Regions from separate parts of the Mus musculus genome. Here region 1 is linked to region 2. A link is a loop called in an ENCODE intact Hi-C map of the cell type or tissue named here. Cell type or tissue: heart. All regions are shown on one strand. Each heading gives the region's core, and the rest is flanking DNA. Links, peaks and the distances in the headings are about the cores only.

Region 1 (13,015 bases), core at 2,168-10,167, 320 kb before region 2:
GGCTGTCATGTGGTATTTATTAGAAAAGTCATCTGAATTCACACTCACCTGAAGTTCTGTTGGTGTTTCTGGATTTTTCGTTAGTTCTTTAAGATTGTTGATTTTGGAATGTAGATCTTCCAATTTTAAGGCTTTGATTTTAACTTCAGACTATGGAAGCAAAGACACAGGCGAAAGGCATCATTAATCCAAAGACCAGCAGCCAGCTATGCTTGGCCTCTTGTACTAAGAGCGGCCAGGATGCCAGCGTCAAGCAGTCTTCAGAAAAGCTTCTACTTTTTCACAAGTGTGGAAAATGTTACCATTTATGTTCACTCTGAATAAGAGGGGTATGTGGGGTGGGAATTTCTTTCTTCCCACCCTCTTTTATTGGAAAAAAATCCCCTGGAAAAAATGAAACACTGACCAAAAGTGTTGAGTCAGTCAGGATGTCCACTAGGCTGTTATTTCTTCATTAGCAGTATTATTATCAGTTACTATGGCAACATTGAAGTCTTACAGAAGCATGCTAATACACATCAGGACTGCCCAGCTATAAAGGTTCCGTTAGCAGTACCCAGAAGACACACTTCAGATTAATATTTACAGAACCTTGAAGGAAAAATAATTTTGACATCTGATATGTTCCCTCCCATTCTTTGCACCAATAGTTAATGTCCGGAAGGATCCCAAACCAAGAATCATTACTGAGCAAAGATACACATAAACTGATAGTTTTGAGTTGCAAAAGAATATTTAATAAAAGAGCCCCATCAGCTTGAAAAACAGACCTTACTGCTTTGTGAACACAGTTTCCAATGTCCTGAGCTCAGAAAGCGACTCACTGCCAGGCCTGGTGTTCTTTTACAGAAACAGCCAGGCAGTTAGAGAACTCCTCTGCTCGGCTACACTCATTTCAAGTATGGTGAGAAGAAAGGCCCAGCAGTAGGAAGGACAGGGTTACGTACTGGGTTGGTTCCAGCATACTGATTTACTACCTGGCATGTCACATGGTCCTTTCAGAGAGACTCAACCTAACCACACTGAAGGGCTTGAAGGACACAGGCAGTATTTTCTGCAGTTGTCAAAAAAGGCTGATTTGGTGACTTCCTGTCCTACTAAAAACCATGCTTCAGTATATACCACTGCGGCAGGCCCTAATCATGATGTCACTGTCTCTGTGGAGAAGGAAGGCACACAGCATTTCATGGCATGCCCAGTGTCTGCTGCAGATGTAACAGACACCACAAATCCAAAGGCTTAGTGCATGCATGATAAGTATTAATAAACTATGATGTCTTTGAGACATGGTCTTGCTATGTGGCTAAGCTAGCCTCAAATTTGTAACCATCTCTCTGTCTCAGCCTCCCAAGGGCTGTGATTATCGGCTTGGTCCACCATCACACCTGGCAAAGATGATAAATTTCAACCGTTCATTAATTTTGTTTTCAATAGAATTTATTGAAGTGTAAGCTTATTTACAGTTATGCTCTTAGAAATATATTTGTGTGTTTTGCCTGCTGTATGTGTGTGAGATGTATGCATGTCTAGTGCCCATTCAGGCTAGAGAGAAAGTACTCGGTCCCCAGGAACTGCAGGCACAAATGTTTGTGAGGTGTTATGTTGGTGCTGGGGATTGAACCCAGGTCCTCTATAAGAGCAGCAGGTACTCTTAGCCATGGAGCCATAGCTCCAGGTCATACAATTCATTTTTTAAAAATATTTAATTTACCTTTAAAATTGTGTGTATGTCTATACATATGTGTTTGTGTTGTGTGCACAAACATGTGCTGTGTGTGCATATGTGCTTATGTTTATATTTGTGTAAGTGCACATAATTGCAGGTGCCTGTGGGGGTCAGAAGCATTGCATCCTCCTGGAGGTACACATTGCTGTGAACTTACCAACATGGGTGCTGGGAATTGATCTTAGGTCTCTGCAAGAGCAAGGTTCACTCTTACCACTAAGCATGGTCCCAGCCATTCAACTGGGTTGCTTATTATTATTATTATTATTATTATTATTATTATTATATTTTATGGTATGGGTTTTTGTCTGCATATAGGTCTGTCTGCACACCATGAGCGTGTATGGTTCCTGTAGAGGCCAGAAGAGGGGGATCAGTTCCCCTGGAACTGTTACAGAAAATTGTAGGCCACCATGTGGATAATGGAAATTGAACCCAGGTTCTCTGGAAGAGCAGCCAATGCTTTTTAGCGGCAAGCCAACTCACAATTTCTTTTAAAAAATGATTGTGTTTAATGTTGACATATGCAATTCCTAACAATTACTTTTTATGAGCCTGCCACATGATTCCAGTACAGATCACTATATGAGCTGTAAAATTAATTTTACCATCAGCAATAGCAACTATGTATTCACATGTGTATGTGCAAGGGCATATGTGCAGATCTATGTACCTGTGTATAAAGGCCAGAGGTCAACAATGAGTATTTTGCTCAGTTGTTCTCCATCTTATATAGAGAGGCAGGGTCTCGCACTTACACCTAGAGTTTATTGATCTGGCCAGTCTGACTAGCCAGCATGCTCTCAGGTTCCCCAGCCAGCCACTGATTCTTGGAGATAAGATTATAGGCAGACCAACATATTCACAGGCCTTTATGAGAGGTCTGAGGATTTAAGATCAGGGCCTCAGCAAATACTTTACCTGTCATAAACACCATGACCAAAAGCAACATGGAGAGGAAAGGACTTATTTAGCTTATGCTCCTATGTCAGAGTCCATCACTGAGGGAAGTCAAGGCAGGAACGCAAGCAGAAGAGGCAAGAAGCATGGATGAAGGATGCTCACTGGCTTGCTCCCCACAGCCTGCTCATACAGAGCCACCAGTGCAGGTGTAGCTCCTTCTACCTAAATCATCAATCAAGAGATGCTGCAGATGCCAATCTGGTGGAAGCAATTCCTCATTTGAGGGTCTCTCTTCCCAGCTGACTCAGTGTGTATCAGATCACCAAAACACTAGCCATGAATAAATTTCAAAACCAATGCAATACATGGGGTTGAAAATTGTTTAAAATAAATAAGCCAGGTCAATTTTAAAAGGTCAGGCAATTGTGGCTTTCCCCTATTTCCATAAATAGAGGATAACATGGTGCCAAACATAACCATGGCACAATGTAAGTTCTCAGTAAAAGATGTGTGTGTGTGTTTTTTTTTTCTGAATGAAGAACACTATGCACAAAAAGTTACAATCATTTTCTATTTGGGTTTCACAAAGGAAGGTACCATATTATCAGAATAACTGGACAGTTTATGGACTTTTTTTTTTCTAATGTTTGAAGTTCCTTGGTACATGTTGAATGAAAAATGTCCTCCCAAGTTTACACATTGGAAGACTTGGTGACCATTTGGTGGCACTGTTTGGAAAGGACATGGGAGCTTTATGAGGATGCCTTGTCAGAGGAAATACCTTAGTGGGGTTGGTTTATACTCTAGTCATGCTTTCAGGTTTCTCTGTCTAGTTGCTGTGTAAACAAGAAGTGTGGTTGGCTCACCTCCCACCTCCTGCCACTATGCTGCCTCTGCTATGATGGACCGTATTCTTGGAACCATGAGCCTAAATAAGCCCTTTCCCTCCAAGATGATTTCTGTCTGCATATTTAATCACAGCAACAGAAAGGTCACTAATACCAGTCCCAAGTAAGAAACCATTTTTAAAATGAATGAACTAGAGCCTTATTGGTGTTTTAGATCAACAGCGGAAGTAAGGTGACTTTTGTCTTATTTGTGTCTTTGGAAAGTAGAATGGGAAGGGAATAGGGACGCCACAAGAAAACCAACAGAATCACCTAACCTGGACCCTTGAGGGTTCCCAGAGACTGAACCACTAACAAAAGAGAAATTATGGTCTGGACCACCCCCCCCCCACACACACACACATATGTAGCAGATGAACAGCTTGGTCTTTATGTGGGTTCCCCAACATAAAGGGAATGGAAGCTGGCCCTGAATCTACTGCATGATAGTAGATCCTGTTCCTCTAACTGAACTGCCTCAGTGAGAGAATTCACCTAGTCCTGCAGTGACTTAGTATGTCAGGATAGGGTGATAACCCAGAAGGACTCCGCCTTCCCATGGGAGAAGGGGATATGGGCAGGGGGTAAGCCATGTGAGGGGAGACTGGGGGGAGGGCTGTTATCCGGATGTAAAGTGAGTCAATAAATACATTTTAAAAAATTAAAATTAATAAATTTTTAAAAAGCGGAATGGACCTAGAAATACCCATTTTTCCTCATTCTGTGAAATGATATGTCCCAGCCACTACATGGACACGTAGTCAGTTACCTCCAGTTCTTTCAGGAGCTCTTCAGCTCTGAGACTGTTGTTTAGGTTGCTGATGTTTTCTGCCAGCTTTGGGAGAGAGCTGTTGGACCATCCTTCGATCTCATCTTTCCTTGAAAGGACATCATCCCAGATGGACAGGCTCACTCTCAGCATGTCCATGTTTTCCTCAATTCTTTCTGAAACCTGGGAAAGAAAATAGGAGCCAGGTCATCAATCTGAGGTTTCCGGACCCCCAGTCCCCTACAAATGCTTTCTTGATAAGATGAATTATATTTTGACAGACGACATTTTAAAATAATTATTGTACATTAATTCGTTTGCCTTGAATGCTATCACATAGACTGTATCCATTGACGACAGGGTTGTTTGCATTCTGAGACATTCACTTTTCATTTGCAAGGGTACTTCAGAATGCACAGACACGTCACATGCACTACATAAGTCTATGGGAGCTGGGCGGTAGTGGCGCACACCTTTAATCCCAGCACTTGCGAGGCAGAGGCAGGCAGATTTCTGAGTTCGAGGCCAGCCTGGTCTACAAAGTGAGTTCCAGGACAGCCAGGGCTACACAGAGAAACCCTGTCTTGAACCCCCCCCCCCCAAAAAAAAAGAGTCTATGGGAACTAGGGCTCTAGGGCTCTGCAGGGTGACATTATATCTATTTTCTTTCTTTTTTTTTTTTTAAACTTATTTTATGTGTCTGGGTGTTTTGCCTGCCTGTATGTGTATGATCACACATGTATAGTGCCTGCAGAGGTCAGAACATGGGATCAGATCCCCTGGGTCTAAGGTTACAGACAGCTGTGAGCTGCTGTGTGGTTGCTAGGGATCAAATCTGGGCCTTCCTCAAGAGCAGCCAAGACTCTTGGGCCATCCCCCCAGCCCTGTACTGATTTTCAAAGCCCCACTCTATGTAGCTGATCTTTGCTACTTTGTAGCTCTTTCTTGCACCCTTCTCTCCTCTTTTTCCACCCTCTCAACCTCCCTTACACTAGATAGGAAAGAAAAAGGAAGATTGAGGTGAGAGACAAAAGTGAAGAGATCCCTGAATCTAATTTCTTTCCTTTGTATTTCTTCTTCAACCACGACTACCATCAAAGTGTAACCAACCCTGACTCTCAGGGCCCTAGCATTTTTACACCCTCTGAAAAGTTCCCAGAATTCCAAATGTCACACAATCCTAGAAACTATCTGCAGCTGGCAAAACCACGCCTCTGCTAGAGCATGAGGCAAATCACAGTCAGCTGCCGAAGACAGTCAGAAGCTGCCCCATATCTCATACCTGGTGTTAAAACCAAAGCACATTCTTATAATGTTTCTGTTTGTTTTTAAGACAAAATTCCAGAATTCTCAAAAATGTCATTACAACTATATGTAGTTTTATTTATAATGCTGTAATATATGGACGGGCATTAATTAGATTTCCACATTATCTTTGATATTAAAAAAAATAGCAACTGGCCATGAGGCTGATGAATGCTGGTGTCAAAACCAAAAGCCATGCCTTCAAACTACGAGACCGATGCTCTTTGTTGCAAAGCTACAGCCTCGATACTGCAAATCGCTATTTATTGTGATTTAGTTTTCTATCAGTTATGAATAAATTATCCAATTTTTATCCATAACTCCAGCATTTTGAGAAGGGAAACATTCTACGTTGAATTTGTCATGCTTACAGTTATTAAATGGAACTCCAGAAATCTGTAGGTTTTGTCAGACTAACTCATGTAGCTTCTTACTACCTCCAACTGCTATGTGAACATGACTTTTCCTCACTTTGGAGTTGATTCTAAAAAGTCCAAGTGGAGTTCTGTTCTTTGGTTAATCCTCTACGGGTTTGACTGAGGAACCTGTGTGCAAGCCACTCACGGACACCAGGGGGCGCTCTTACATCCAGCCACTTGTCCAGGGTGCTCTCCATGTCTGTCTTGACCAGGCTGAAATCGCCGCTGTGGATTTTTTTCAGCTCAGATAACAAGTGTTTACCTTTGCTGGTAAAACTATCCAACTCTTTCTGTTTAGAATTCATTTCATTCCTGGAAGTTTCATGCTGCGGACAAAAATGTTTCCTTAATTAGTGAAACAGTTAGTGATAAGGATTTAAAAACATTTGCCTCTAAGACGTAATTTGTTTGGCTTTAGGCAGAAATGAATAATTGTATATGCATACACACATATATATGTATGCATATGCATATGATGTATATGTGCATATAACACACCTTTACATATACACATACAAAGGCATATGTATATGTATGTATCATTTTCTTGAATTAAAACAATTTTAGGATATTCATATTTAAAAAAAGTTGAACTGTTAACAGGAATTATCTGCATCTAAATGTAGAAGCAGGAACTACTGTGCAGAAGAGCAAACATGTGAGCAAACACACTAGACCATTACATAAATTTTACCTTGGAAAACGCCCACTTAAGGTCCCCCTGGTCCTTTATGGTAGCTCTCATCACAACGACATTGCTTGCATCTTCCAGAACGTTACACACTGTTGACTTCAAGCTCTGATATTCTCTTACTAAGTCAATGAGTCCACAGCACTGGCCCTGGCTGTAATGATTAAAGAAAATATCTCACTTCTCAAGCACCTGGATAGGAGTGAGTTTCCTTGGATTAGACCTAATATATCATAGCACAAATGTGTTCAGAAACAGGTGTGGATACCAACCATGGACGCCATACTCCTGTTAGTTAATACTGCTTAATTTAAATCCAGTCTGCTCTCCAACTCAGTCTTACATGAGTCACCTAAATATTTCAAATTTTAAAATGTTTTTTCATGCTCCTCTCTCTCTGTCATAAGGTGGGGTGAAAGAAACCAATAACAGATAAAACCAAACAATATTTGGTGACGTGGTTAAGTTAAAAACCTGTTAAAAAGTCATGATACAAGCCATTCCCAATTTTGTTTCAAAGGCCTTTGTGTGTGATGTGATGAGGTCTGAGGGTCCCTTCTTTAAATGTGTGCAAATGAGTGTCCAGATATCCCAGCATCCTTCATGGAAGAGAACCTCTCCACTGAGGTGCTTTGCAACATTGTCAAAAGTGCAGTGACTGTGAGTAAGTGACTTATCTTTTTGTCTTATTGGCTCTCCTGCTCTATTTAATTATTCTTGAGCTTAAACAGTTGGTGATCCGGGTAAGGGAAGTCTTACAGTTCCATTTTAAAAATTAAAAAAGAAGAAGATAGCTATGTGTTCCTGTTTGTATGTGTATGCGCACATATATATGTGCAGGCCTGTGAAGGCCAGATGCCAGCACCACATACTCTCCCAATCCATCTCTGCACTGTTTTTCAGATCAGACTTTGTCACTGAACCCAGAGATTGCCATTTCAATGAATCTGGCTGTCAAGCAAGCTTCGGTAATCTCCCTGCTTCCCCTCCCAGTGCTGAGATTACAGACAGACAGACCTTCTGTTTTCTGTGGGAGCTGACTGCAGACCCCCACACACCCTCTGTTTTCTGTGGGTGCTGACTGCAGACCCCCACACACCCTCTGTTTTCTGTGGGTGCTGACTGCAGACCTACACGCACCCTCTGTTTTCTGTGGGTGCTGACTGCAGACCTACACGCACCCTCTGTTTTCTGTGGGTGCTGACTGCAGACCCCCACACACCCTCTGTTTTCTGTGGGTGCTGACTGCAGACCTACACGCACCCTCTGTTTTCTGTGGGTGCTGGCCTGGTACTTTTGATTCAGGTCTTCATACTTGGATACACAACACTCTTCCCACTGAGCTATCTTCCCAGATCTACCTTTTCACAAAATTACTGACTACTTTAGGCTATTTTTTTTAACATATAAAATTTAGAATCATCAATTCCATATAAAATTAAGTAGAGATTCTGTTTGGGATTGCACAGTTATAAGAAAACCCTCAACAACAACAATTTAAAAAACTAGCCAATTTCTGAGAGGTAGTAGTACACCCCTTAGTGTCAACCCTCTGGAGGCAGAGACAGGGGGATATCTGTGAGTTTGAGGCCAGCCTGGTCTGTGGATGGAGTTCCAGGACAGCCAGGACTACATAGAGAAACTCTGTCTCAAAGCAAACTAAACGAAACAAAAAACTAACCAATTTCAGTAAGTATTTCATTAAAGAATATATATGTATGTATGTATACATATATATATTCATTAACCACCAGGCAAATACAAGTTAAAAACCCGAACAACCTCTATGTGTCTGTAAGAGGTGACAAATCAATCAATCAATCAATCAATCACAGTAGTAAGAATAGAAAACTACGCATATGTCCTGGAGATCTCCTGCCTGGTGTGGATACTTTGTTGAAATTCCTTGTCAGTTTCTTAAGCATATGCTCACCAAGCAGCTTCACTTAGGTTAAAACAACCAAGAATGAGACACCCATAGATATTCAAGATGTGATGATTTACACTGGAAATGCATCATGTGACCATCAACAAGTGACTATATTGTCTGTGGTATAGCCAATGGAATTTGCAGCTGCATATTTAAAAACTGAACTATTCACACATGATGTAGGGAAAGAGATGAAAGGACAGATGTAAAGTGGACCAAGGGTTGCAAGGACAGTTCCTGGCATTTGAGAGAGAGAGACAGAGAAAGAGAGAAAGAGAGGGAGAGAAAGACAGACAGACAGAGACAGACAGAGACAGATAGAGACAGAGACAGAGCGATGAGGGATGAGACATGAGGGGGATTTCTATTGTTAGAAGTGACACTATGAAACTCAATAGCTGAGTCCACCAAATGCATTTGCCAGAGAATTCCATAGGGACAAAAAGGCCACAAACAGATTGGGAAAGGATCTTTACGAATCCTTTATCTGATAGGGGACTAATATACAATATATACAAAGAGCTCAAGAGGCTGGACTCCAGAAATTCAAATAACCCCATGAAAATAATGGGGTTCAGAGCTAAACAAAGAATTCTCACCTGAGGAATACTGAATGGCTGAGAAGCACCTGAAAAAAGTGTTCAAGATCCTTAATCATCAGGGAAATGCAAATCAAAACAACCCTGAGATTCCACCTCACACCAGTCAGAATGGCTAAGATCAAAAATTCAGGTGACAGCAGATGCTGGCGAGGATGTGGAGAAAGAGGAACACTCCTCCATTGCTGGTGGGATTGCAAGCTTGTACAACCACTCTGGAAGTCAGTCTGGAGGTTCCTCAGAAAATTGGACATAATACTACTCCTGGGCATATACCCAGAAGAAGTCCCAACTGGTAATAAGAACACATGCTCCACTATGTTTATAGCAGCCTTATTTATAATAACCAGAAGCTGGAAAGAACCCAGATTTCCCTCAACAGAAGAATGGATACAGAAAATGTGGTACATTTACACAATGGAGTACTAGTCAGCTATTAAAAACAATGGATTTATGAAATTCTTGGACAAATGGATGTATCTGGAAGATATCATCTTTAGTGAGGTAACACAATCACAAAAGAAGTCATTACATATGCACTCACTGATAAGTGGATATTAGCCCAGAAACATAGAACACCCACAATACAATTTGCAAAACACAAGAAAGTCAAGAAGAGGGAAGACCAATGGGTGGATACTTCATTCCTCCTTAGAATAGGGAACAAAATATCCATAAAAGGAGTTACAGAGACAAAGTTTGGAGCTAAGATGAAAGGATGGACTATCCAGAGACTACCCCACTCGAGGATCCATCCCATAATCAGCCACCAAACCCAGACACTATTGCATATGCCAGAAAAATTTTGCTGAAGGGACCCTGCTATAGCTGTCTCTTGTGAGGCTATGCCAGTGCCTGGCAAATACAGAATCGGATGCTCACAGTCATCTATAAGATGGAACACAGGGCCCCCAATGGAGAAGCTAAAGAAAGCATCCAAGGAGCTAAAGGGGTCTGCAATCCTATAGGTGGAACAACAATATGAACTAACCAGTACCCCCAGAGCTCGTATCTCTAGCTGCATATGTAGCAGAAGATAGCCTAGTTGGCCATCACTGGGAAGAGAGGCCCCTTGGTATTGCAAACTTTATATGCCCAGTACAGGGGAATGCCAGGGCCAAGAAGTGGGAGTGGGTGGGGAGGGGAGCAGGGCAGAGGGAGGGTATAGGGAACTTTCGGGATAGCATTTTAAATGTATATAAAGAAAACATCTAATAAAAAATAAATTAAAATAAAAAATAAAAAAAAAGAATGAAGTGTCCTAAGTTTTCTGGACACAGGCCTGGTTTGAATATAAACTGTGGAATACAGGATGCACTGTACAGGAAAAAAAAAGAAATTAAAATATAATGAACTCAATTACCAGTAATATAACAAAAGAAGTAAAGTTTAAAATTCTAATAGCAGCATCTTGCAGTGGCTGGTAATAATCGCTTTTAGGCACTCTTGTTTTGATAATTTGTTTTAAACATTAACTTCACACGTGTTGGCCATAGTAAGAGAAGAACTTTAACACATTTCTGAAGAACTGAAAGTTTTGATGTTCCTAGCAGGAGCTGGAACACCTACACCTATGGTGATTTAAAAAACAAACAAACAAAAAAAGCCATCTGGCTGTTGATCACACGTTAAGAAAGCAACAGGCAATTCGCAGCAGCAGCATAAATTGAGGAGGAAACTTTGAAAGCAGAATCAAGAGGCTTCCAACTCACTTTTCATGAATTTGTCTTCTAGTGTCGTCCCAGGTTGCCTCTAAGCCATTTATCTCCCTATCCACTTCAGGTGCAAATGCAACGTCCTTCTGGGCAATCTGTTTTGCTTTGTCTTTCAGCCAGCAGAGCTCGTGCTCATGCGAGTTTAGCTCATCCTCCAGCTGGTTGAACACTCTCAACCTGTCAAGTGAAAGGCAGCTTTAGTGGCAATATCCTGAAGCTGCCGTGGACCAGTACTTCCTCCTCTAGCTCCATGAGATCAGAAGGCACACATTCACACCACCAGGGGAACTTCCGACACGACAATCAAACTAATATGTATCAAGTGACAAAGAGGTTTTTCAAAGTCATTTCATAAAATGACTGTATCTCAGAAGATATTGAAAATCACCCTTACTTTGTTTTAACCTCTCACTGAAATTTTATCTTGTCTTCTTTGGAGTACAGGAGTTTTCAAAGAAGGCTAATGCTATGTAGTTGAATTCTTTTTTTTTTTTTTCTTTCTGCATTATCATAGAAAAATCTTTCTAAGCTCTGGGATGTGTGTGTGTGTGTGTGTGTGTGTGTGTGTGTGTGTGTTACACACTTTAGCACCACAGTTGTTTCATTTAAAATCAACAGGGCTCTACCAAAGCTTTATGAAAAAACCAAATTACCCCCTTTAATAAAACATTACTATGAAAAAGCAATCCTGATTTTACATCCCCTAATATATGCATCTGTGCATGTATAATATGTGGCCAGAATTCATGCATCCTGACGCTGTGTTGTAGAGGGCACACGTGTACGCGTGTACTCTATGCCCTCGCCCACTGTTTCCCAAAGTGGCTTGGGCAGAGGTTTCCATTCTCCACACCTTGCAAACGTAGGTACGAAGTGCTTACGGAAGTACAGGGAGATTTTCATATAGCCAAGATTGGGTAAGCCCAGAAATGCTTTGTAATGGACCAGAGAAGCCAACAGGGCTCTGGAGCCCAACTTGGGCAGCAGCTTGAGAATACCCACCCCGGATCTGCACACACACACACACACACACACAGAGAGAGAGAGAGAGAGAGAGAGAGAGAGAGAGAGAGAGAGAGAGAGCAGAGAGAACACCAAGCTGCCCACATAGAGCACCATTAAAGCTTTGCAGGAAAGTGAATTTTAGAACGAGCATCAGATTCCAGCATCCATCAAGTTTCTGACCTATGCTGCAGAGCCTGGCGGGTGGGCACTTTTAACCGCTCCCTGTCCATCCTCTCTTCAATATCCTCAATGCTTCTCAGCAGCTCTTCTTTCTGCTCCCGGAACGCTTCTTTCAGTGCCACCAGGGCATCTGCCTCACTCTGCTTGGTTCCCAGAAGGTTCTGGATTCTCTCTACTTCTAGAGACAGCTGGTCGGTGGTGGCTCTGCAGGAGGTCCTTTCCTCGGGGCTCGCACTTTTCAGGTGGCATTGGGCTTTGGTCAGGGTACCATCAAGACTGATGGCACTGGATTCTAATGTTTTCACATCTTGAATGGCACTGTGAAGGTCCGTTTTGAGCGAGTCAGACTGCTTCTTACTCATGCTTTTGGTGGCTTCTACTGTTTGTCTGAGCTGATAGAGAAGAGTAGACATGCAGGCATGGCTCTGCAGGAATTCTGCTAGCTGTGCCAGAGCCAGCTTCCGCCTCTCCACTACCTGGCTGGCTTCTTCAAAGAGCTGGAAGCAGTCATCCACCTTGCTCTGCAGTGGGTGAAGGTCCTGGGCTCTGCCCAGACTCCTCAACTGTGACAAGTGACCTTGAAGATGCGTTATCTCTCCTCTTTTCTTCTCTATTTCTGCAGCATGGTCCTGGAAGGGAAAAGAGTCCTTGAATATCAGATACACCTACAGCTATCACAGAGGGTGATAAACCAAAGTGTTTGCTTTCACACTGTAGATAGTACAGTCAATCGATAGCCTAGCATTTAGTTTAGTTAGTTAGTTAGTTAGTTAGTTGTATTTCCCTGGATGTGTGTACTTATCCATGTGTGCCTTAGCATGCATGTGTGCATACACAAATGTGAAAGCTAGAGGTCAGCATGAAGGATGTCTCCTTCAAGTGCTCT
Region 2 (13,015 bases), core at 2,332-10,331:
TATATATAATATATATCATATATTATATATATATATCATATTTTTCTAAATGAACCTGAAGACTAAATAGTTTATAGTTTTCATTTTTTAAATTGCAGTCCACCAAAATTGCTATAATTCCTAAATGAAATTTACCTTCATGTTTTCAGTCATCTGTATCAGCATGGACCATCCTCCTTATTTTTAAGACTGCAAGAGTGCCTACCTTACTATTATAATAACCCTTTGCAGATCTTAATATTTTTGTCCATTATAATTTGCCTTTGTACAAAAACAGACGGAGTTGCCTCCCTGCCAGATGGTGAAGTGGAAACCTGGTTATCTGACTTGGATCATGGGAGCTTTCTTTGTCGCCTCTGCCTGCCTCGAATCAGCAGTCAGCGATGTCCCTCACGTGGGCCCATCAATGTTCACTGTGGACCAACATCTGTAGTCACTCACCTCACAGCGACAGAGGAGCTGAGCCAACATCCTGCCTGCAAGATGCAGTTTCCTCCTTTCGACTCCTTGCTCCCGGAGAAGCAGAATGAAAGCGAGACACCATTGAAATTCCTAATGTAACAGCCTTTGTGTCTCTTTAAGGCATTCCACTTCTGAGCAATGGTGGTGAGGATGAATGCTCGTGACTTTTCTCACATCTGTGGCTAAATTCCCAGCAAATGCAACTGAAGGGAGGATGGGTACGTTTTGGCTCACCGTTTGAGAATATCCATCATGGCTGAGAAAGCGTAGCTCTCAGAATGGTCGGTGCCTTGTCACCTTGTGTCCACTGTAAGGAAGCAGAGAGAGATGAGATTGTGGACCAAGCTCTCCTACATCAACCAAGACAATCCATAACAATCACGATTCATCCCCCCCCCCCCCCCAAAGATGTGTACGCATGGTCTAAGAGCAACTCAATTTCTCAATCAAAGCTCTCTTCTCAGATCACTCTAAGTTACGTCAAGTTGACAGTTAAAGCTACCTGGACAGGAATGAATACACAAACCCTTCAGGTTGAGAAGAAAACCAGATTGGGTAAAGGAGAAACAGGACCACTTTGTATAAAAGCCTCAGTTGATGCCATAGGAAATTCTGGAACTGTGTAGGCTTTCCAGAGATGTCCCAAACTGAGAGAAGTTGGTTATGAGTCATACCCCCTATCGCCCCACCTGCTTGGGTAAGGAAGCTTGGCCTTGAACAAGTTGATTCTTATTTCCTAGATGAGTTAAACAATGCCAAGACAAGCCGCCAATACTCCAAACATAGGTACTGTAGCTATAAAGCAGTAGAAGGATCTAGGTAGTGTTTTACTGCAACCATGAATTCTGCCATTAGCATATGTAGTGATTTCTGAGCAATTTTCTAGAAGTCTAGAAAACCGTGAAAGGAAACCACAGGTTAAACATAGTCTCTAGTGTTGGAACTATCTTGCAATTTGCAATTCGGGCTAAAACTGTGCTCTATGCCTTCCTTTCCAGACTCCTATTAATTTGAGGCTACATAGCTGGCACACTCTGCTGCATACCCAGTAAAGAAGCAGACCATCATCCCTCAGGTGTCAGAGTCCCCTTATTTCACTCCTTTTTCAGGATGTGGCTACTAGATTCATCCACTTTCTAAACATGAGAAGAAAGGGAGAGCACCAGTAACAAGTGTGACTTAGCTACATGGAACACTTACAGTGCCCCCAGGGTCAAGAAAACTCCTTATCCTTATCGGGATCTTCAAGAGCAGCCCAGTTTTGCAGGAAGGGGGACCACAATTTTCCAATGAAGATTCCTCTCCCATGTGCCAGTTCGAGAGTTCAAGTATTCTATTTAATGGGCAGCATCTTCTGGTAGCTGCAGGAAAACAACAACAACAACAACAAAACCAAAACAAACAAACAAACAAACAAAACAAAACAAAAACTACCCCAGTGGTCAAGCAGCAATGTGGCCATATCCTCTCCCCCACAGCACCTACCATTTCTGTTGTTAGAGCATGCTCTCTGTTCAGTGGGTTGTTCACTAGCAGACTCCACGGCCAATTTAATCCTCGTGCAATGATGCCTACCCTTTTTGGATGCGGAGTTGCTATAATTTCTCAAAACAGTAGCATCTTAAGTTTTTTTTTTTTCCCCGCTAATTGAAAGCTGTGGGTTTTTGAGTTAGGATGAGGACATTGGTCTCCTAGACTAAAAGCTGCCATAAAATGATTCAGATACGGGATATTAGAATGGGGATTAAGACAAGATGGATTGATCAAATAACTACAGGGTGTGCTTCCTAGAAGTTCAGAGTATCTTTCCTGAGGGAGAAGCGACAGGAGCTGGGGAATATGCTGCTATGCTTGCCTTGGGTCTCTGTGCCTAGAGTTGACTCATGCCTGGCACGTTCCCCAGTCATGATCTCGTGTGGGGCTTCTGACAGCACACTGACCTTTCCTCTGGATATGTACCAGCACTGAATCCAGCCTCCTCTTCTAAAGGAACTCAGGCAACATCAAGGACTGGAATGGTATTCTCATTTATTTATGTTTCAACCACAGGCTTCAAAAATCAATTGCTCATCATTCTGACAGCTTCCTGTGAGCTAAAATGGCCTTTCTTTGTCCATGCATCTATGCAGAAGGCTTTGAAGATTTGTCTAAGGATGACATTGATGCCAATATTAGAGATTGGCTAGAATTGCCAAGATGGACCAGAACACATGGCTGGGAACACAGGGACAAGGGAAACCTATCCCAGGATGCAGCTCTGTGGCCAGGTTTCTGTCTCTTTTAAGCTAGGTTTGATACTACATGTGATTTAGAGTCCTGGGGGGTGGGGGGGGGGGGCTCCTCCTAGCTACTGCCAAGTAGCAGGATAAATATTCACAGCTTATGTAGCATTAAAGTATTTGTTCAAACTTCTGTTTCCACACAAAGTGTAATCCTATTATTCCTATTATTCATGTGCAAATCCAATCATTTTCAGATTTAAAGTTCTGCCATATACTGGTTTGCCTTCTCTCCCTTTCCTGTGTATTACTGAGTGTTTCTACTTGCCTTGCTGTGTCTTATGGAATCTAGATACAAAATGAAGCCATGCTGCCCTCTACTGTTCGGTCTCAAACTTAGTAGATGGTGTAGATGTCTACCATCTAGTCCTCACCCTGACCCTCAATTCTCACCATTTCCAAGGCATAGAGATGCCATGCCACCAGTTCTTCTGCTGTGCAGAATGGGTGCAATGGTACAGAGCCCATTCACCTGATCAGTAGATAGCATAAATTTCAAGCCAGCCACTAGACATCACTGTTTCTCATTTCACCCATCAGTAAACCTAGAAGAACCCTGGGTTAAAGACTGACTACTGAGAATGTGGGCTTGGAGTGGGAGGGAATATAGGACCAGTGACTGTGAAGGTAATCAAGTTTGCTTTTTAATTATAAGAAATATTTATTTGAATTATTATCCCCTCTTTAAACTCTCTCATCTTACAACTCTCTGAAGTTGTAATTTCTCTACCATTTCCTCTTCTCTCAAATCTACTTTCAGAAAAGTTTCTGTTAAACAACTTTAACAGCATATCTGTGACGCACAGAATTCATAGCACAGAAATTCTCATGTAATTTTAAAGCAGGGGGGTTCTGAAATGAATAATCTTTGTAGGAGTCCCGGCATCTCTGAGGAAGATGGGTAATGACGTTTTAGAGTCAGGGGAGAGGTTGTTTGCCATCATGCCCCTGAAATCACCATGTTTCCAGTTGCTTATGATTAATTAAGTTAGCTACTTTTCTCATCTCTGTGTCCAAATACCTAACAATAATCAACTTAAGGTTTACTCTGATTCACCATCCGTCATGAGAGTGAAAGCATAGTAACCTAATCACGAGACGGTTGAGCACATTTCATCTGCAGTCAGTAAGCAGAAGATAAATGCTGGTGCTCACCTTACACACCTTTGTCATGGGATGGTGTTGCCCACATGCAGGGTGGGTTTTCTCTCCTCAGTAAAACCTCCCTCAAAATATGCTCACAAATATACTAAAAGCGGTGCCTCAGAAAAGCCCCAACTACTTTCTTAGTGGATCAAGTTGACAATAAAAATGAGCCACCGCATTCATTAGGAAATGTTAGAACATGAAATTACTTCTAACAGCACAATTTCAAGAGAAAATTAACTGTTACTGTAACACTACTTTCACCAAATCACTAGCATAACAAGAATAGAAGAATTCTGAAAAGAAATTTGAATTGTCAAAGTTAAAAGAATTATAAGCAAAAAAGATTAGCTACTCAAATTTCTTTAGTTAGTTACTCAAACTTCAAACATAGGTAATCAAATTACACAGAGGGAAGGTTTATTTTTGGCTCATGATGCTGTGGATTTTAATCTCTAGTTGGTTGGGCCAGTGCTGTGGGGGCTTGTGATGGAAACGTAGATTACATGGACAAGATGCTGAGTAGCAGACATGAATGGGCTGGGAACCCACCGTCCTTTCTGGGACATGTCTCTAAGTCCAAACTTTCTAACTTGTATCTTAACACCCAGTGGTCAACCTTCTCTCCCTCCCCCTGAGCCCTCAGTCTCTGGTAATTGCCCTAATCAACTTCCATGCCATCAACTCTAGATCTCTCATGTGAGGTTATGTCCCTCTTGTCTTTCGGTGCCTTGCCTGTGTCATTTAACATAATAACCTACAGTTGTGTCCATGCTGTGGTAAATGCCAGGCAGACAACATCAGAAAGAAATCTCCTTGAATATCTTCACCATAAATGAATAATAAATATTTAAGGTTATAGGTTTGCCCTGACTTGAAGTTTAAACAGTGCATACACATGTCAAAACATTAGCTCACATGTTTGTCAAAACACCTTAATAATGCAGTAAAAAAGTAAAAGGAATTTCAAGTATATTCTTGCCATGTGGGTGCTGGGAGCTAAACTTTTTAACTGCTGAGTTAATTCTCCAGCCCCAAGAAGTTTTGTTCAATGAAAGATCAGAGGGATCACCAGGATTTGAAGGTTTCAAACTGTTTGTTGTAGTTCAAAAGAAGCCACAGCATGGATGTATATGACAAAGCATTTCCATGTTCCAATCAACAAAATAGGAAAATGGATGCTTAAATTTTATATAATTTTTATGTGTCCCAAATACATTTATGATTTTGATCTTCTAAAGATATAAATGTCCCTCTTAACTTACATATAAAAGGCAACTGGGTGTGTCTCCTTGGTCCTACATGTAGGCTTCACTGCTCCTGCCTCCTAGGGTGGCAATGATATAAGGTCTTCCAGCTGAGGTTGCGTGCAGGTGAATTATACAGACATAGGTATCACAGACACAGGCATACGCCACAGGGAGGCATTCATTCCCCCTAGTGACCATGTGTTCATTTAGCCCTTTGCAGGAAGAAAATAAAGGTGAACGTGGATTTCTGCCTTATCTTCAGAGTCACTTCCACATGACCTCCGTTTAGTTTACAGAGCTACAGTTCACCGGCATTGCTTTTGGTTCTTTTGACAATAAGTGGGAATGGAGATGCTGATATCTTTACAAGCTACGTGATTACCTGACGAGTTAGCACCAAGAGTGTTGGTGACAATTTCAAAATAGGGCTGGCCCTTTATGGAAAGACAGACCCTCAGGAAACTGGATTCCACTCTCATCGCCTTTAGTAAACATGGGAGGGATGGAAGAGCTACTGCAGACATCGCTTATTTATTTGGAGCAGGAATAGATTGCCTTTGCTATAGAGTTGGGTGAAGGTTTTCTATGCTGTGCTGAGCAGGCTTGCTTGCATAGGGAAAGCAGTTGAAGAGACTGTGGAAAGACGAAGTATTGAAAGGTAAGGAAGAGGCAGAGCTAAACAGTAAATATGGCTTTTTGTTTACTAGATTACTCATGACAAATTTCATATAGTCATTTTCCTTATGATAAACATAAGAAAAAAGAATCTATGTTAGCTGGTCAATGGATCTCTGGATTTCTCCCTATTTCTTTAAACAAACAAACAAAATACAGAAACATGGTCTTTTTGTTTGTTTGTTTGTTTTAAATCTGAGAGTTACGACTTTGAACTGCAGATGGTGCTGTGATTCTATGAGTTTATGTCCTGTTTAAATCTGTAGCAAGAACTGATTCTTTGATTTAGTCTATTTTCCTCGATAGGTAAAAATAAAATTAAATTCTCTTTATTATTTTGTTTTATCGTGATGATGGGAGAAACTGTTCTTATTGCCTCGTGCTTCCTTGGACCACTGATAAGAAGCCTTGATGTGATTTTGCGGCTTCTTCTCCTCCAGGATGGAGTTCTTCGTGATCCCTAACCTATTTATTTCCTGGTGCTTCTTTTCAATGAAGTTGTTTCACCGAGGGTTTTGGTGACAATGATCTCAGGATAAAAAAAGAAGATCCATATGAAAACTATTTTAACCTCTAGTTTGTAACAACTAGCTTAAAAAAAAAAAAAAAGATTTCCTGGAATTAAGCCACAGGAACTCTGGCTTAAGTCAGACCTGTCAGCTGGACAACAAAATTCCAGACATTTTGAAATTTAATTCATTTAATTTTTCTTGTAAATGGATTAGAAAATATGATTAAGCTCTAGCAAGATAATTCTCACTGCATTGGCCGGCCCTCAGTGCAACAAAGAGAGACTAAAATCTTAGAGGACAATAAAGTAAAGAAAATTGAGAGCTATATATCCCTAAGGATATACGTAATAAAACACACACACACACACACACACACACACACACCAGGACTTTTAAATGAATGGACATTGCCTTTGTTTTCCATGACACTCTTAGGATAGCTGCATTTTGACATTAAGTCCCAATTAAATGTATGTCAGGCTACTTTGAGGTTAAAATCAACAAAAAAAAATTAAGCATTCATCACAGTACTCTACAAAGGTCTTTTCCCTGATCCTTTGAAATCACATTTATGTAAAGCGACTGAGTTGGAGATTCTGAAGTAGGGTGAGTTTTGAGGGCAAACAAAGTGATTCAACATTATGCAAAGACATAAAATGAGGAGAATGCCTTTGAAGAGAAAGAGAGATTCAGTCCCTGGAGTATACAGTCTGATCATTATTTATTTTTGGAATATTTGATATAGTGGGCAAAGAGAAGGAGTGGGAATTATGATATTTTAAACAAAGTGTAGAAGAGTGCTAGTGCCATGGCTTACACAACAGCGTGTATACTATAGCATCTTAGACACATAATGGAACCCCTCTCCCCGAGGATTAGACTCAACATAAAAGAAGTGTAATAATAGAAAGATGCAAAATCATTTATGACTGCTTTTTAAATTAGAGTAGGTTTCTAGAAAACTTTAATTCAGATATGCATAAGCAGCATAAAGTTTTTTAAAAGGCATTAAAGCAATTGACACTTTGTAGAAACGAGGAATTATACTCTAAGCACAACACAAGTTTTCTGCATTTGTTCCTGAAGAAAGTCCTTATTTTCTAAGGTACTCCTAGGCCCTGTCTATAACATTATAATCATCTTCTAGTTCATCACAGCTAAGTAAAGATTAAAGCATTGCACATCCAGCTAAGTACTTTTCTTTTTTTAAAAAAGAGTTCATTTCCTCTCTCTTGAACTTGTTTGCTATAAATGTATATAAATCAGGCATGATGACAATTTAATAAGAACTTCAAGACCTGTTCATCCCATGGGATCACTACTGTGACGTCTTTCGGGGAGCCTTCTGATTGCTCAGCCCGAAGCACAAGCCCTATAAAATGAGAGACTTTGAGATGCTGGTCAGCTTGGACAGCAGAGCACTAGCCAGCTACAGCCAACCGTTCCCCAGGAACCGGGAACAGACTGGTGGAGCCTTCCCTAGAGCAGAACTTCAGCACCCTAGACAGCTGCCACGAAGCCGGAAAGGCAGCCCTGCCTGAAGGAAACAGCCAAGGGTAAGCAAAATCTTCCACTTCTTCCTCTCCTCTCTGTCACTGGGACTTTGAATAGGAGTTTGTGAAAATTTCTCTCTTAAAAAGAATTTTACAGTGTTCGTCTTTTTGCAATAGCCAAATACAATAATCATGACAAGTCACTGAATAAAGATAGAAATGCCTCAATTTCTCTCTTATGACCCCATCTGCTTAGAGGATTCTTAGTCCTGCTTAATCCTTCATTAAGTATTGCCTTTTAAAAAATAAAGTAAGACGAGTTTGCTTGTGGGGGGGGTTTTGAGCAAAGTGTTCAGCTTGATGCATTTGTTTTGGGGGTTTTCAATCTGCGTTTAAAGAGCTTTTCTTTCTGTTTCTAAACAGATCGAGCCTAGAAAGCACTCACTTTCTTTATCATTTAATTTTTAAGTGCTATGACTTTTGTAGGTACCAAGAGGTAAAACCCTTGAAGATCTCTGTGCTAGCTCGACAGTGTTTACAAATAGGACATGTGAATAGATCGAATGCAGGATGCATGGGCTCTACAGATAAAGGCATATAAATCGATTTCCTGGAAAAACTTGTTCCAGTGCCAAGTGACTCTGAGGGCATTAAGTTTTATCCTTGAATAAATTTGCTTGGGCCTTGGTTTAAAGAAATAACTTATCAGTGGTTTCTATAACAAATACAGAGAAAATAAGAATTTCAATGTAATATGTATACAAGATTTTTGCCTTAATGATACAAATCTATACTTTATATACATATATGTACTATGAACATGCAAACTCTAAAATACAATTGGCTAGAAGGAAAATTAATTAGGTAATACCCCAGTTTTACATCAATCAGATATTATAGCTTTAAGGGGGGAACCCAACAAATTCCTTGTGGCTGTTTCCTTCAACAGAAAAGACATTATGCTATGACGACTCTGTTATCAAAACACAGAGCCTAAAGTTATCTGCCTCCAGCACAACAGAAGCATGGCCCTGGATAGACACTAAAATTAATTGAGTGCCCGCAGAGGGAAAGACAAAAGGGAGCTGAGCCGGTGTTCAAATGCCTTTATCCTGGGGATGGATTCCATTTCCAAACCAGTGCTAGAAAACTAGCGTTATTTTACAAAGTAATCTTATGTCAGTAAGTCTGACTCTTTCCTGAAGAGAAATGACCATTTTCAACTTGGCAAGAGCCCCTGGTGGGGTTGCTAGACCCTCTGAAATGTTGCCAAGTGTGGCTGGGAGAGCCAGCATCCTTTCTCTTTTCAGAGGCACCGAGATGGAAGCCAGAAGCAAGCCTCAGTTCCTGGCATTCCTGATACTCTTCAGTGTGCTGTTCTCTCAGTCGCTGGCCTGGCCTCTCTTTGGACCACCTTCTGTAGTGAGGTAAGTTTCATTCTGGGAAAGTGTGCTTTCAATTCAGATAAGTAGGCAGGCATTCCTCTGCATCTAAATGAGATTTCCCACATGTTATTTTGGAGAGTGTTGCATTTCAAATCACATATTATTTATTTCAATATTTTGGTTGTAGTGTTGAGCAAATTCATTTCCAATGGGAAAAAAAAACTTATTCTGGACTCTGGAATTCACCTCCAGTACATAGAATACAACATCAGTGGCCAGTCTTGCGTACCAGATGGATCCCATTTCTAAACTAGTGTTAGGAAGCTAACAACTTCTTATTTTCATCTCAGGCCTGTTCTGTTTCCAGTAGAAAAACTTCATTTAAATTTATATTTAATAAAAATGATTATAATATTAGTACTTTGTCAATGAGATATATACACATGAAATTCTGTTGAACAGAAATCAGTCTTGGAAGAATCACCCTGCCAATAATAAGGACCATGAGGAAGGATGTATACAATCCTCATAGAATTCTCTATTTGAACCAAAAAATTCTTAGTTTTACTATTTGACATAAGAAAGTTTATACTTTACATGCATCAACTTAACCTAAAATAAGATAGACTTATGTTAATAGTCAACTCATACTTAAGCTTTCTAATCTACAGGATCACTATTATCTAAAGGTAGATCATCATGTCTTTGACTATTTGCCTGTTCTTATGTTCAGAAAAGTGAGTAGTCTCTCAGCACTAATGTTCTCCCTGAAATTGTATAACGTACTACCTCTTCCATATCATTTGACAACTAGAGTCCCAACGCCTGTATCTCAGCAGATGAACAAGTCACAGGAATGTTGGAATTCACAGTCTGTTCAGCATCAGGCCCATGGATGGCCACTTTTACTATCTGCTACATCATCTCCCAGAGATACCAAAGTGCCCTAGAACTGAAACCGTTTAGAAGTTTACCCCAATATTACACACACACACACACACACACACACACACACACACACACACACACACACACTTTTAATAGAGCAGTGGCATTAAAAATACACAAGCGTCAACAAGTAGGTTATATGCCATATATCATAAATGAAATTCCTATTTTGCAGTACAGCATCATATGTTTCTAATCAGCCTGTGCTCATACACACAGCATGAGGATCTAGAGGGAGTCCTTACATTCACTATATTAGAATAACCATTCTCAAATGTGCACATCTGTTGGGTTGATCAATAAAGAGAAATATACCATGAGATGTAAAGCTTTGTGACACACATTAGGGGACTAGAAAAAGACAAGCAGGTTGCACACTGCTTCCATCATGTATTTGGATAATGGATACTAAATGCCACCACTTCTATGAGTAAGTATCAGGTTTTGTGTTTAATATTTGCTTTTGGTATGTTTATATCTTGCATAAATTGTTCTACCTCTTAATGCTGCTTCACAAACGGACAGCATGACATACACCGGGACAGTGTTCTTTGCTTATAGCTTCACTAGAATTGAATTAAGTGGAAATTACGTTTGGTTTAGAAATCTTGGACAAGCTGAATGACATCATTTTTGTGAGCTCACACAAAATTACTACTTATATCCTCATTAAATGTGGAAGCCATAGAGTCAAATTCTCCTGTCCTTATCTTGCAAACAGATATGTTTCAATTGTTTGTTCTCTGGTTTCAAGTAGTTGCCAGACCATAAATACCACCTTCAAGAAAAAACTTTATTGCATGTCTAGTGGAATTTTTCTTTCCTTAGTAGGCTGGATGACAGGATGCCGTTTGAAGGAGCAGGTGACCCTGACCAAGTCTCTTTAAAAGCAGACTCTGACATCTTGCAGAATCCCTTAGCAGAAAATGGCACACCCTATTATGATGTGTCAAGGTAAGTTCACTCTTGTTTATCTTACTTAGGAAACATAGCTGAAAGACTAAATATTCTAGTTTTATCTTTTAAAGGGATAGCTTTTTAATGACACTTCTCAGTCTGGTTAATATCTCTAGCAACTCTTTCAGCTATCCATATGGATAGGTGGTAAAAAAGCAGGATAAAAATATAATTTATCTATATGTCTAAACATGTTATTTATCTTTATTTATGCTCTTTTGAGCATCATGCTCAGATTATTACACAAAGCCCAGATAAAATTTAAGCACTTAGCATTCCATGAGGGAACAGTTACAAAGGAAAGAGCCCCCATGATAAGAGTCAAGGGATCCAACAGTGCTGTCCACTCCTGCAACTGCTTGTCTAGAGTAGTGTTGCAGGACAGACCAAAGATGTCACACTGAAGACCAAGTATAAAAGGTTTCCCATGTACTTACAAAGTACACTAATAGACATAAGATCTTCTCTATTGTGACAGACTTGTTCTCCACCCCCCCCCCCACACACACATTACTTTGATAGAAAAGAGTAACAAAAGATATAGAATACTGGTGAGTTTGACCAATTAACACATTTTTTCATTGCACATATATTTTATTTAAGGCAACATAAAAGCTACCCAGATATGTAGAAACTATAAATGAATTTTAGTTCAATATTGATTAGAAAAATTAATTTGAAATATCCTACCATGGAACAAAAATAAAGTATATATCTAAACCGGCCCATTTTTTTCAAGGTGTGGGGCTAGAGACATACAGCTTACATCGTGCTCCAGGTGACTAGAGATCCCTTTTGCTATCGCATTAGGGATCTCCTTTTATGCTTAAATTTTCATGAGCAGATTTTTTTGCCATTGAAAAGCTAGGATGTCTCTACAAGAAACTGTTACCGGGAAATCACTGTCTTTGCTCCCTTGCTTTAGAAATGCCAGGCATGCTGATGGAGTTTTCACCAGCGATTACAGCAGACTTCTGGGTCAGATTTCTGCCAAAAAATACCTTGAGTCACTCATTGGCAAACGAATCAGGTAAAGAGTACTTGTTTTTTGTTTGTTTGCTTGCTTGTTTGTTTTTTAAACAAAGACTCCATCAAAAAGTTTTTTCTTTCGAGAATTTTATTTACCTTGTTCAAGGCTCACAACTCTTTGATAATGTTCTTTCTTTTTTAAGAAAAAATAATAATTCATGTCATTGAGGAAAACACATCAGACCCACCTAGGGTGAGATAGAGGTTTTGGTTTATTTACTGTAAATATATTTTTCTTAAGTAAGTAGTAAAAATTTACAAACTAGTCAAACCGAGCTAAACTCAGGGGGAAAAGATACAGACTCGGTCTTCTCCTTCTTGTTGATGTTTTACCATCATTTTTGATTGTGCTTTCTTTAGCAGCAGCATCTCGGAAGATCCTGTGCCAATCAAACGACACTCTGATGCCGTCTTCACAGATAACTACACCCGCCTCAGAAAGCAAATGGCTGTGAAGAAATACCTGAACTCCATCCTGAATGGAAAGAGGAGGTAGGGGAAAGGTAACTCGTTGGTGTGGAGACATAGATAACCCTCACATGTTGAGCTCTATTTGGACACTGTTCTATTTCTCCATCACCTTGTGTGCTTTTTGTCTGCTCCCTGTGAACTTCTTACTCATTCTCAATTTTGGCTGCTGTCAGGCTTCATCATACTTTTTAAAACACTGATACAGGAATGCCAGCCCAAAGCCACTAGAAAACAAAATTTCTGGGGACGCTGACCTGGAAACTCTACGGTTTAAAGGTTGCTTCATTTGAATTAACTGTCATCAGAGTTTAAAACAATGGCTATTTTCAATCAGGGAATGGTTTAATCAAGTGTTCACTTTTAAAATATACAAAGTGCAGTTATTGATTTTGTCATGCATATTTATAC

The links. A loop is a pair of places that touch in the nucleus more often than their neighbours do. Peaks named below come from ENCODE experiments on the same cell type or tissue, not always from the same donor. Only the 100,000 strongest peaks of a DNase experiment are listed, where the experiment ranks them.
Region 1: it touches region 2 in a loop (14-fold over the local background); 6 of 42 quality-filtered maps call a loop at or near these places.

Annotation. Positions count from the first base shown.
Region 1 is chr10:5,311,640-5,324,654 of GRCm38, forward strand. It overlaps Syne1 (spectrin repeat containing, nuclear envelope 1), which reads right to left. Exons shown (of 146, transcript NM_001347711.1): 40 at 12,130-12,758; 41 at 10,942-11,121; 42 at 6,704-6,854; 43 at 6,177-6,335; 44 at 4,286-4,468; 45 at 49-150. Among named protein-coding and RNA genes, the nearest start is that of Gm51757, 8.7 kb to the right of the region's middle. In heart, for the core only: no CTCF peak of the experiment used is centred there; no DNase peak of the experiment used is centred there.
Region 2 is chr10:5,631,491-5,644,505 of GRCm38, forward strand. It overlaps Vip (vasoactive intestinal polypeptide), which reads left to right and starts at 7,728. Exons shown (of 7, transcript NM_011702.3): 1 at 7,728-7,880; 2 at 9,128-9,244; 3 at 10,979-11,104; 4 at 12,033-12,137; 5 at 12,497-12,628. The coding sequence starts at 9,138. In heart, for the core only: CTCF peaks have their summits at 3,072 (motif pointing left) and 6,028; no DNase peak of the experiment used is centred there.